Linked DNA regions of Homo sapiens: region 2 is linked to region 1. The links are chromatin loops, found by intact Hi-C in ENCODE. Cell type or tissue: GM12878. All regions are shown on one strand. Each heading gives the region's core, and the rest is flanking DNA. Links, peaks and the distances in the headings are about the cores only.

What was found. Hi-C counts contacts between places; a loop is a spot of excess contacts. Peaks named below come from ENCODE experiments on the same cell type or tissue, not always from the same donor. Only the 100,000 strongest peaks of a DNase experiment are listed, where the experiment ranks them.
Region 2: it touches region 1 in a loop (2.2-fold over the local background); 5 of 110 quality-filtered maps call a loop at or near these places.

Annotation. Positions count from the first base shown.
Region 1 is chr11:32,152,171-32,157,672 of GRCh38, forward strand. It overlaps the pseudogene THEM7P. Among named protein-coding and RNA genes, the nearest start is that of SNORA88, 11 kb to the left of the region's middle. In GM12878, for the core only: a CTCF peak has its summit at 2,352; DNase peaks (open chromatin) are centred at 1,724 and 2,271; H3K27ac peaks cover 1,952 bases.
Region 2 is chr11:32,085,286-32,090,550 of GRCh38, forward strand. It overlaps the pseudogene EIF4A2P5. Among named protein-coding and RNA genes, the nearest start is that of RCN1, 3.2 kb to the right of the region's middle. In GM12878, for the core only: no CTCF peak of the experiment used is centred there; DNase peaks (open chromatin) are centred at 2,396, 2,906 and 3,206; H3K4me3 peaks cover 662 bases; H3K27ac peaks cover 2,415 bases.

The DNA.
Region 1 (5,502 bases), core at 225-5,224:
GTTGAGAGGGAGAATGGAGTCACTTCCCTATTTCTAAAGCCTCTGAAAAATCCAGCAAGATAATGTCACCGATTTGGTTAATTTCAGGTGCACATCGGGCTATTCAACCTAGGTGAATTTAATGACTCAGGACAGGTCGGGCGATGAATGTCCCTGTAAATCATTTATAATTGCAAACATAAAAATTAAAAATCAGTCTGAAGAGCAAGATAACGTAATGGTAATGACAAAGAGCAGTAATCTGAAGATAGCGGCTCCTTGCTTTAATCAGGCCCATTCGAATGACAGAGCGCTCAGCCTCTGGGGGATTGTTCTGGAAACAAAAGGCTGGGAACCTACTTCAGTCTTTAATGACTCACTACGATAAAAGAAATTAACTGAATTTTCATATTATAATTATAAAACTTAATAGGGAATTTTTTCCTCTTCATACTCTTTATTTTTCTTCTAGTTGAGATAAACCAACAGACAGCCTATTCTCCTTACAAGGATGACTTTAAAGGCCAGTGATGTTCAGCCATGTCACACTGAAAGTCCAGCTAATAAATTATGTCCAAAAAGAGGCGCTGCCAGTGCTATAAAAGATAGTTTCTGGAGGCTTTGAGAAATTTTAAAAAGTCCTTACCTTATTTTCAGTGTGTATATGATACTGTAGCCCTCCAAGTCAGCCAGATCAAGAAGCAGATAAGCAATAAAGCATCAAATTCTTCTCTCCGGTGCTTGTGAACCACAAATTGAACATTCTCCTTCCCTTGCCTTTTCTGCCTGGTAGACATTTAGTCATAGTTCCAGGTCTAATTTAGGTGGAACTTCCTTTAGGAAGCTTTCTCTGATTACCACCCTTCCTTCCTCTTTTCCCAGAACTTCCCCCTTCCTGGCGGCTCATTCTCTCTTCTGGGTTTCCTCTGAACCCTAAACACAGACCTAATCCTGGACTTATCACACTGTGTGTCTTACTGTCACAGGAGTAGGATAATTGCATTCTCTCCTACAAAGCTATCATTCTTTTGAGGAGAGACTATGTAGGAATCATGACCAACCGACCCTCCAAACACATGCCACATTGTGGGCATTGAATAAATATTTGTTGGCTGATTGAGATCTATCTTAATTCCAGGTTTAACCTGGGAGAAAAAAGTGAGGGCAGAGTCAAGAAAATACCAAGCCTTTAGCACTGAAGAATAAAAAATACAAAGAGAGATAAGGGGTAGGGGCAGTCAGTACATAAGCTTCCTTAAATAGACACACAAATACACAATTCTTGCTCTTGATAATAAGAAAATAAACATGGGGTATTTTCTCTGGAGCTTTTAAATATTTCCAAGAGCCCTTGATAAAATTACAGTATTTTCCTGAGCAGCTGGGGTGACATTGCTCCATATAATTTCTTCTCCACGTGAATTGTATTGTGACATGAATGAGTAAGAATTTTTCAGTTGCAAGCAACAGAAACTGACTTCAGTCAACTTAAGGGCAGGGGGAAAGTCAGAGGTAGATTTTGTAGTTAGAACATAAAAGCATCTCACTAAACCGAAGGACAGGAATGTGGCTGGGAAGCAGGAAGAGCTGGAACTGGGAACTGGGAAGTTATCTCTTCAACAGGAGTTTCCTCTCTCTATTCCATAGATCATATTTCCTTGAGTCTCTCTCACCCTCTGTGCCAACCTTAGTGAACATCAGAATCCCCCAGAGGGCTTGGTAACCTGCAGGTCGCTGGACACCTCCTCCAAGTTTCTGAATCTGTAAGTCTGGGTGGGAACTGAGAATGTGTGTTTCTGACCAGCTCCCAGTGATGCTACTGCTACTGATCTGGGCACCAAATTTGAGAACAATTTCTCTATATCAGCTAGTGTACAGGGCAGGAAGAAGGTCAATGGAGCTGCCACATTTGCAGGTCACAGTCATAGCCACCAAGAGAGACTCAACCTGGTCCCACTTTCAGCTTCCTGGGAGACAGAACTCATTGCCCCAAGTGGACTAAGAATCTACCCTGGGCCCATCAGCTCTGGCTAGACACATGGCTGCCCCCTGAGCACACTGAGCCATTCCCAGGGAACAGGAGCTGGGCAAGCCACCCAATGTGACTGCCATGAGACTCAAAGGAGTCTTGCATTTTTACTGGACTAGTGGAAGCCCAGGTACCTTTAAGACAGCAGAAGCTCAGAGTTCAGGAAACTCCCTCTCACCTGAAACAAAACTCAGAACTACTCCCATCTCTGCAAACAGCAGCTCCTGTCAAATGTGTGAGGGCAGGAAAGAAGTAGGGCTTCCTTCCCATGTGACACTGCGGCAGAGGGTTGAAGAACTTGGTCTGCAGCAGTGGTTCTTAAGCAGGGGTGATTCTGCCCCCTAGGGACACTTGGACATTTCTGGAGACAGTTTTAATTTTCACAACTTGGAGGTGAGGAGTAGGGCTGCTACTGGCATCTAATGGATAGAGACCAAAGATGCGGGTAAACATCCTACAATGCACAGGACAAGCCCCATAACAAAGACTTCTCCAGCCCAAAATGTCAATAGGGCCAAGACTGAGAAATTCTGGTTGAGAGCCTAAGAGATCCTCAAAAAAAGAAAAGTTATGGTCTTCTCCTCCACAGCATGGGTGACATTGTTCCACATAGTTGAATCCCAGTCCCACCCACTGAGTTAGAGCCCTACACGGCTGCTTACTGGCTGTGGGAACTCAGGCAAGCCACAATCCCTCTAAGCCTTAGCTTCCACATATGTAATATGGGACACTAGGGCTGTTGGAGGGAATTTAATGAATTAATAGCCATAAAGAACTTAGCCCAATGCCTGACACACAGTAAGCACTCCATACACAATAGTTATGTATCAATGTTATTACTGTTGTTATTATTATTATGTATTTGTGATTGGACTCATGGAGGAACTCTGACATTCCTCCCTGACTTGGGATAGATAGCTCAATGAATTCAGGAATTATTGTGAGGGTGGGAAAAAAGGAGGCTAAACTCTCATGGAAAAGAATAAACGGGGTGGCAGTGGGGTTGGGAGGAGCCACTCATCTTAAAGAAAGGAGACACTAGAACCTGCATGTGGCATCATTCTGCATCCTCTTTCCCTTTCACAGCAAAGTGTTTTTACGTTGGCACTTTTCATACTGAATTAGGGAAAGTAAATATTAATAGGAGATGATACTAATCACCCATGACAGAAAATTCCCACTCTGATCAAACTTTCATAACACATTAGGAGCAAAAAGCCCTCTCCTGCCTCTTACAGGCCAATCTCCATGTTGCCCATACGCGATGGCAATCACAAGCGTCTGTCCATCTGCAAAGGCTCCTTAACACAGGCCAATGACAACATGCAAACCGAGATTGCACTGCAAATGCTCACTGCCCAAGTGCCAAGGCCAGCCTCCATCACACGGTCAGTGGTAACCGTAGTGTCCTTGATGCTCCTGAATGCGGGCACAAAGCTCTGCCTATCCAGGGGAATCACTGTATCTTGGCATTTTAGAGTTAAAAAGACCTTGGAAATCTTTCAGACCAATTCACTCACATTTAAGCTATCAGTTCATGGAAGGGACTAAGTAAATTTATTTAACCACAAGGTACTAAATCTTCTGTAGGAACCAGACATTAGGTGGAGCAGCGGAATAATCTGAAGGTCTTTCACTTCTAATGCAATTGTGGTAGACAGCCCTTTAGGAGAGTTCTGGGCCAATATCTAGCTGGACTTTGTCACATTTTATTTTTTAGTTTGCTTTGATTCAATTTGATAGTCTCTGTCATTTAATTGATTAGTTATATTTCTTGAGATACTGAATTATTTCTGCCATCTTATTTTGTGTGTTTCTGTTGGTTATCCACTTCTTGACTTCTTTCCCCTCATTTTCTGGCTTCTTTTAGATTGACAAAGTTTTCTATAATTTTTCTTGTTACATTGTTAGTTTGGAAGGTATAGAGTGTATTTCTAGTCTTCTAATGGCCATCCTTAATCTTTTTTTTTTTTTTGTCTCAAAAAAATGAGACAGCATCTTGCTCTGTTGCCCAGGCTGGAGTGCAGTGGTGTGATCACGGCTCACTGTAGCTTTGACCTCCTGGGCTCAAGCAATCCTCCTTCCTCAGCCTCCTGAGAAGCTGGGGCTACACCTACATGCCACTACTTCGAGCTAATTTTTTAAAAAAGTTTTGGTAGAGCCATGGTCTCACTATGTTGCCCAGGTTGGTCTCAAACTCCTGAGCTCAAGCTATCTTCCTGCTTCCTCCCACAGTGCTGAGATTACAGATGTGAGCCACCACATTCTGCCATTCTTAGTATTTTAACCAACTTACTTAATTCTACATTTGTACAACAAAGTCCCAAATTGCTCATTATTTCTATCTTCCTCCCAAATGTGACATAAATCTTAGTGGGCAAAAATGGTCATATTGCCTTGAAGCCTAAAATATTTACTCTCTGGCCCTTTAAGAAAAAGTTTGCAGGCCCCTGCTCTAGAATAATAGTTTAGTGGGGTGGAAAAATTATAGGTTGATGGTTATATTTTTCAACACTTTGAACATATTCCTTCAATGTCTTTGGCCTTTACTGTTGCCCATAAGAAATTATACTTTATGTATTACAGTTTTACTATGATGTGTTTAGCTGTGAATTTTTCTTTGTGTGTACTGCTTGGAACTCAGCATACACTATACATAAGGTGATCACGCCTTTCTTCAGTTTCTTGTCAGATACTGTTTCTCTGCTATTTCTTACATTGGAGTTCTTGATCTATATATTATATCTCTTAACTTAAAAAAAATAATTGTTTTGTTTTTTAAAATGTCCTCTCTGTTAGTGCTGCATGCTACTAACTAAAGCACATGTTAACTCAGTGCTATCTTCCAGTTCACTAATTCTTTCTCCAACTACATATACTCTAAAGTTTATACTATTGCTTTTCTGGTTTGGTGGCTATATTTTTTATTTTCAAGGTTTCTAATTGGTTCTTATTTCATTTGTTGGTTTATTTTACCTTTTATTGCTTGCTTGACTTCCTTATTTGACAGCTTTGCAATTACCTCCACGAAGATGACCCCCAATCAGATCTTCTAATGGCATTTCAGGGCTCCTGTCCCATGTATTGTTGGGAAAATCATAGATCCAATCATGAGGCAGTGGCCAATTTAGTTGAATTCTTACTCAAGAAGCTCTGGGTTCTCCAGCCTCTATAGGTTCCCATCATTCTTACAGTCATAGCCCAGCAATTCTGAATTTTTCCACAAGGGACACTGGGCAATGTCTGTAGATACTTTTGGTTGTCACAACTGGAGGAGGTGGGTTGTTGTTACTGGCATTTAATGGGTAGAGGCCAGGAACAGCGCTAAACATTCTACAATGCATAGAACAACTCTACTACACAGAATTATCTGGCCCAATGTGTCAACAGCCCTTAGGGTAAGAAACTCTGCCATAGCCCCAGGTAGTGATCAGCACTTTTCAGTCTCCTTTCACAACTAAGGGAGCTACACTCCAGCTCCCAGCTTTAAGCAG
Region 2 (5,265 bases), core at 266-5,265, 67 kb before region 1:
TGAGGGATTTCTGATCAGGGTCAAGCTGTGTTCTGATCACTAATGACTTGTCGGCTTGTGGGATGGAGGAGCAATGAGTGTCTTTGGTTACAAACTGTGATCTACCTACCAATTGTGAAAACTATATTCACAGGAGTCGACAGCAGCAGTTGATGGCAAGATGGTACTCAGAAATGGCATTGATGTAATTTAGGACGTGGAATCATAAGTGAGACAGCACACAATTAGAACAAAGAATTGGCAGAGGGGGTCGACTTGGGAAGAAAGGTGTGGATATAAACTGTTACTGAAGAAGACAAATAGATTGTTCATGACACTGAGACTTTCTACGATACCATAGCGGAAGAGATGCCCATGCATGTGGCTGACCTTATTTCATTCCGAAGTGAGATAGTTTTGGATGCAGTGCTCGTTGTTGCTGAATAAGTGACCACAATGTGCATTGTGCTTCTTTCTTTGGAAATATTTGAATCTTGTCTCAATGCTTAAAATCGATCAGAGATACAGATTTTGATAGCAAAGTGACATTAGTCATGAGCCCTTGTGAAGATAGTCATTATTTTTTTATCTTCTTTAGAGTTAGACTGAGGGGGTGGGTATAAAAGATGGGGTCTATAACATCTTTCTTTCTTAGAAATGTATTTCCTAGTCCCATGGAAATGGTTGCATTAGATGTTCTCTATCATTTAATAATATACTTGTGGACTAAAAGATAAAAGTGCTGTATGAAATAAGCCAATTATGTTAAACTAGCACATCTGCCTTTACTGCGTTTATCATTAGTCTGAATAGAAAGACCTTTAAAATTAATTTTTTAGAAAGCATTTGAATGCATTCTTTGCTATTGTATTTATTCAATAAAGTATTTAATTAGTAAAAAGATATTGTCTTCTGCAATATCTAACCTTCTGTTAATCTTATATGGTGTATTTTTCATCCCAGATTTCAAAGTTTTGCTATCTAGGCTTTCAATTTGTGTCTTTTTTGTATTTTCTCTGGCTCTTCTGAACTTTTAAAACATTTAACACAATTACAATAATTGTTTTAATGTTCCTCTCTGTTAAGTCTAATATCTGTGTCAGTTCTGGGTCAGTTTTTACAGACCGATTATTCTCCTCGCTGTGTTTTCCTGCCTTGCTGTGTCTTTGATTGGATAATGCAAATTGTGAATTTCACCTTGTTGGGTGCCAAATTTTTTTTTTTTTTAATTCTTGTATGTTTTCTTGAGCTTTTCAGGTCTTGCCTTTGTGCTTTGAGAGGCACTTTCTGGAGCAGTGCTCAGTCTAGGGTTAATTATTCCCCACCACTGAGGCAAGACCTTACTAAGTACCCAGTGCCCCATGAATGATGAGTTTTTCCAGTCTGACTGATGGGAACAGGTACCATGCCTGGCACCCACTGTTCCTTCTAATCCTTTCAGATGGCTCAGTCCTCAGCCTACACGCATGCACTGTTCACCACTTTGCTGAATGGCCAAGGGGATCCTCTGTGGAGCTTTGGGATTCTCTCTCTGTGCAGCCATCTTCTCTCCAGTACTCTCTCTTTAGAACCACGGCTGACTTGGTCTCTCTGGACACTCACTTCTGTCTTTTCAACTTCAGGAGTCTGCCAGGATCCATCTTAGTTCTCCCTCTCTGCACAGTGACCTGGCAACTCTGCCAAGGTAATTCTGGGGTAATCCTGGGACTCACCTAGTTTGTTTCCAATGTTGTTCATTGCCTGGTGTCCAGTGTCTTGAAAACTGTTGCTTCATATATTTTGTTTGTTTGTTTCAAATGGGAGGATAAATCCAGTCCCTCCTTCACTCCATCTTGACCAGAAGCAGAAGTTGGTAGCTATTGTTATTTTATCATTCATTCAAGATATTTTAGGGGCACCTACTATGAGCCAGGCACTATACTAGGTTGAGTATACAGTGGTGAGCCAAAAGAATATGGTCCTGGTCTCACAGCAAATCTGTCTTATGGCGATCAACTTCTGCCAGAAGGCAGTAAATATGGTAGGCCCTGGATTTACGAACATGGACATGAATCGGCTGTGATCATTTCTCTCAAGGAATTCAGAATTAGAAGGGAAGAAAAATTAATACAAAGCTGACTGTGAGAAGTATGTGAGATACAAAGGCTCTGGGCATATTGATGAAGAAATAATTAATTCTGATTTAAGGTATAAGGGAAAACTTCATGGAGAAGGTGACATTTGAGTTGGGACCTGAAAAGTTCATGTAATTTTGAATGGTGGAGAAGCAGGAGGGAGGTAGAGATGCTGAAAGTGCTTTTAAACATGTGGCAGACACAGCTATTTGGCTTGTTCTTCCTCGCCCACAGAACCCTAATCATGTGCTTCAGAGGATGCTACATACAGTACTTTCCAGCTCCTACCAGTGAGTCTTGATTGGTTGAAATCAATCATGGAATTTCTATTCCCCATGCCTGTCACTGGATCCAGCATAGGCACATGACACAATTCTGGCCAATGAGATATGAGGGACAGTCTGCTGGGAAAGTTTATTTTTCAAAGAAAGGGAGAGAACATTCCTTTCCCCTACTGTTTCTGAGGGAGAAACAAAAACAAAAACAAAAAAACCTGATTCCTTGATGATGTCCTGAAACCACTGAAATTAACCAATCTGAAACCAATATAACTCATGACTTCTTGTTGCATGAGATGGTAAAGTTTTCTTCTTGTTTCAGTAACTTCTGGTTGGATTTTTGTTGTAGTTGATGGTGTTACTTTTGGCCAGATGCGGGAGACCAGCATACCCTAAGCTGATCAGTTTACCCATTTGAAACTCGCTTTTCCTTTTCACTGAATCAACCCTCTGCTAAATGTTACTTATCTTGTTCTTGTTCCTCTGCTTCATCAAGAATGGAGGTTAACCTAAGACCTAAGGCATGACAATGCACTTAGTCACTCTTCCCAAACATGCACATGGGGGGGAGATGCAAAACAGCTTTGAAAATGAAAGAAAGCAATTACACAGTGCAATACCTTGACTATTCTGTCCCATCATCCTTCCTGAACCTTTGATTGGGAGGACTTGAACTCTTATGGTAGGGTGGAGGGATGAAAATAAATATAAAGGAAAAGAGTGTAGGCAAGCCCAGGGGAAATTATGTAAATTCTTCCGGATTCACAGCAGTGCTAGAATTCTCTGGTAATTCCCACAGGAGCCAAGACTACCTCTGAAACAATCTAACTGTTGGAAACCACCAGTGTCTGGCAGGAAGCCAACTATAACAAGGGCAAAAGATATGCCTTTTTGGAGAGTCTGGACCAATCCCAGGGACCCAGGCCAGCCTGTGGCCAAAGTTGTGAATATGCAAAAACTGTCACCAGTCTCCACTCGCTTTCCCGTTCCCTTCCTAGTCCCCTTCTTTTTCTAGCCCCAATCTTTTTCTCCCTGTTCCTCCTCCCACTCCTCCTTCTCCTCCCTCACTCACTCAACAATTCATATCCTGCTTGCCTGATGAGCACAGAAGGTACTAAACCGCCTACCTTAGGACACTTGCATTTCAGCAGGGAGCTCTTACACCCCCAAGGTAATGCTCCTCTATTGCTAGAAATTCAGATCTCTAGGCTGGCTGGGGGAAGCATGTCTGGTCTCAGGCACAGTACTTCTTGTGCCATGCAAAGTCAGCTGGTGGGAAGGGGGGGATCCAAGGAAAAGAAGGGGACTAGGAAGAGAAGCGGGGATCCAAGGACTGGCTTCCCAGCTCTCACTGCCAGCCAGTGGGGTCACAAAGACATTGCCTCAAATGTGGAGCTGTCCTCTGCTAGCTCGTACAGGATCTTATCCTTCTCTCACATAACTACATCCTTCCATCTAGCTTATCTTACTCACCTTCAGTCTCAATTTAAATGTGTCTTCCTCTGGGAGGCCTTCCCTGATTGATTCCCATGTCTGGATCGGTTCAGTACCCCCAGACCACTACATGCCTTTCTCTGTGAGCACTTGTCATGCTGACTTGTGATCCATGGATCTCAGTTAGCCAGAATCCAGCACAGCCTGACACTTAGCAGGTGCTCAGTTTATGGAACGAACGAACGAATGAACATCTGTTCATATACACTATAGCTCTGCAGACACCATGATTATCTTGTTCTCCATTGTACCCTCAGCACCCAGTCCAGTGCTTAGGCTGTAGTAGTAAGACAGTAATGATTTATTAATTGATTGAAAGAGGGCGTCCCAAGAAAGGGACTTGCGTCTATGTTGCGACGACATCTTTATTGCAAGGGCAAGAAGCACATCCCAGACCTTTTTGAAAACATCAGGGATGGAGGTGGGAGGCAAGGCAAGATGGAGGAAATTTCTAGGAGTACAGATATTTAGCTGTCATGGTGGGTTTCCCTCTTCAACTATCGTTTCAGTTTTCTAGGGTTTTTTTTTTTTTTTATGGAGTTTCTCTCGTTTCCCAGGTTGAAGTGCAATGGCATGATCTCGGCTCACTGCAACCTTCGCCTCCCAGGTTCAAGCGATTCTCCTACCCCAGCCTCCGACTAGCTGAGATTACAGGCGCCCGCCACCTCGCCCAGCTAATTTTTGTATTTTTAGTAGAGACGGTGTTTCACCATGTTGGCCAAGCTGGTCTCGAACTCCTGACCTCAAGTGATCTACCTGGCTCCGCCTCCCAAAGTGCCGGGATTACAGGCATGAGCCACCGTGCCCGGCCTTCTAGGGATTCTTAACCTGGGGCTCATAGGTGGGGCTTCAAAAGATCCATGAATCCTCCGACTCTTTAATCAAGCACCCGTGTCAGTAGCTGTATGTGCATTTTTCTGGAAGAGGATCATGGCTTTCAATGAGTGTCAAAAGGCTGAGACTGCTCGAGACCTCACCGTCCAATACGGTAGCCATTAGTCCCGTGTGGCTCTTTAAGTTTAGATTTAAATTAAAATTTCAGTGCCTCACTTACACTAAGCTACACATCAAGTGCTCAACAGCCACTACCTACAGGCCAGACCAGATAGAGGGCATTTCCATCATTGCAGAAAGTTTGATGGGACAGATATCTGTATTGGTAGCATTACCAACTGAATACAGGTAAGATTGGATCCAACTAGTGCTTTTGTAAAATGAGTTACCAACATTTAGAAATAAAACATAAAAATCTAAAATCCTGATTGATTTCATTTGGGAAACAGGACTATCTATCAGCGTGGGGCCTGCGTTCCCCTGGCAGCTGGAACGCACAGTACCGCTCCCTTTAGAGGGACTCTTGGTCATATAGAAGTTCCCCGCTTGACCCTCCTTGACGACTG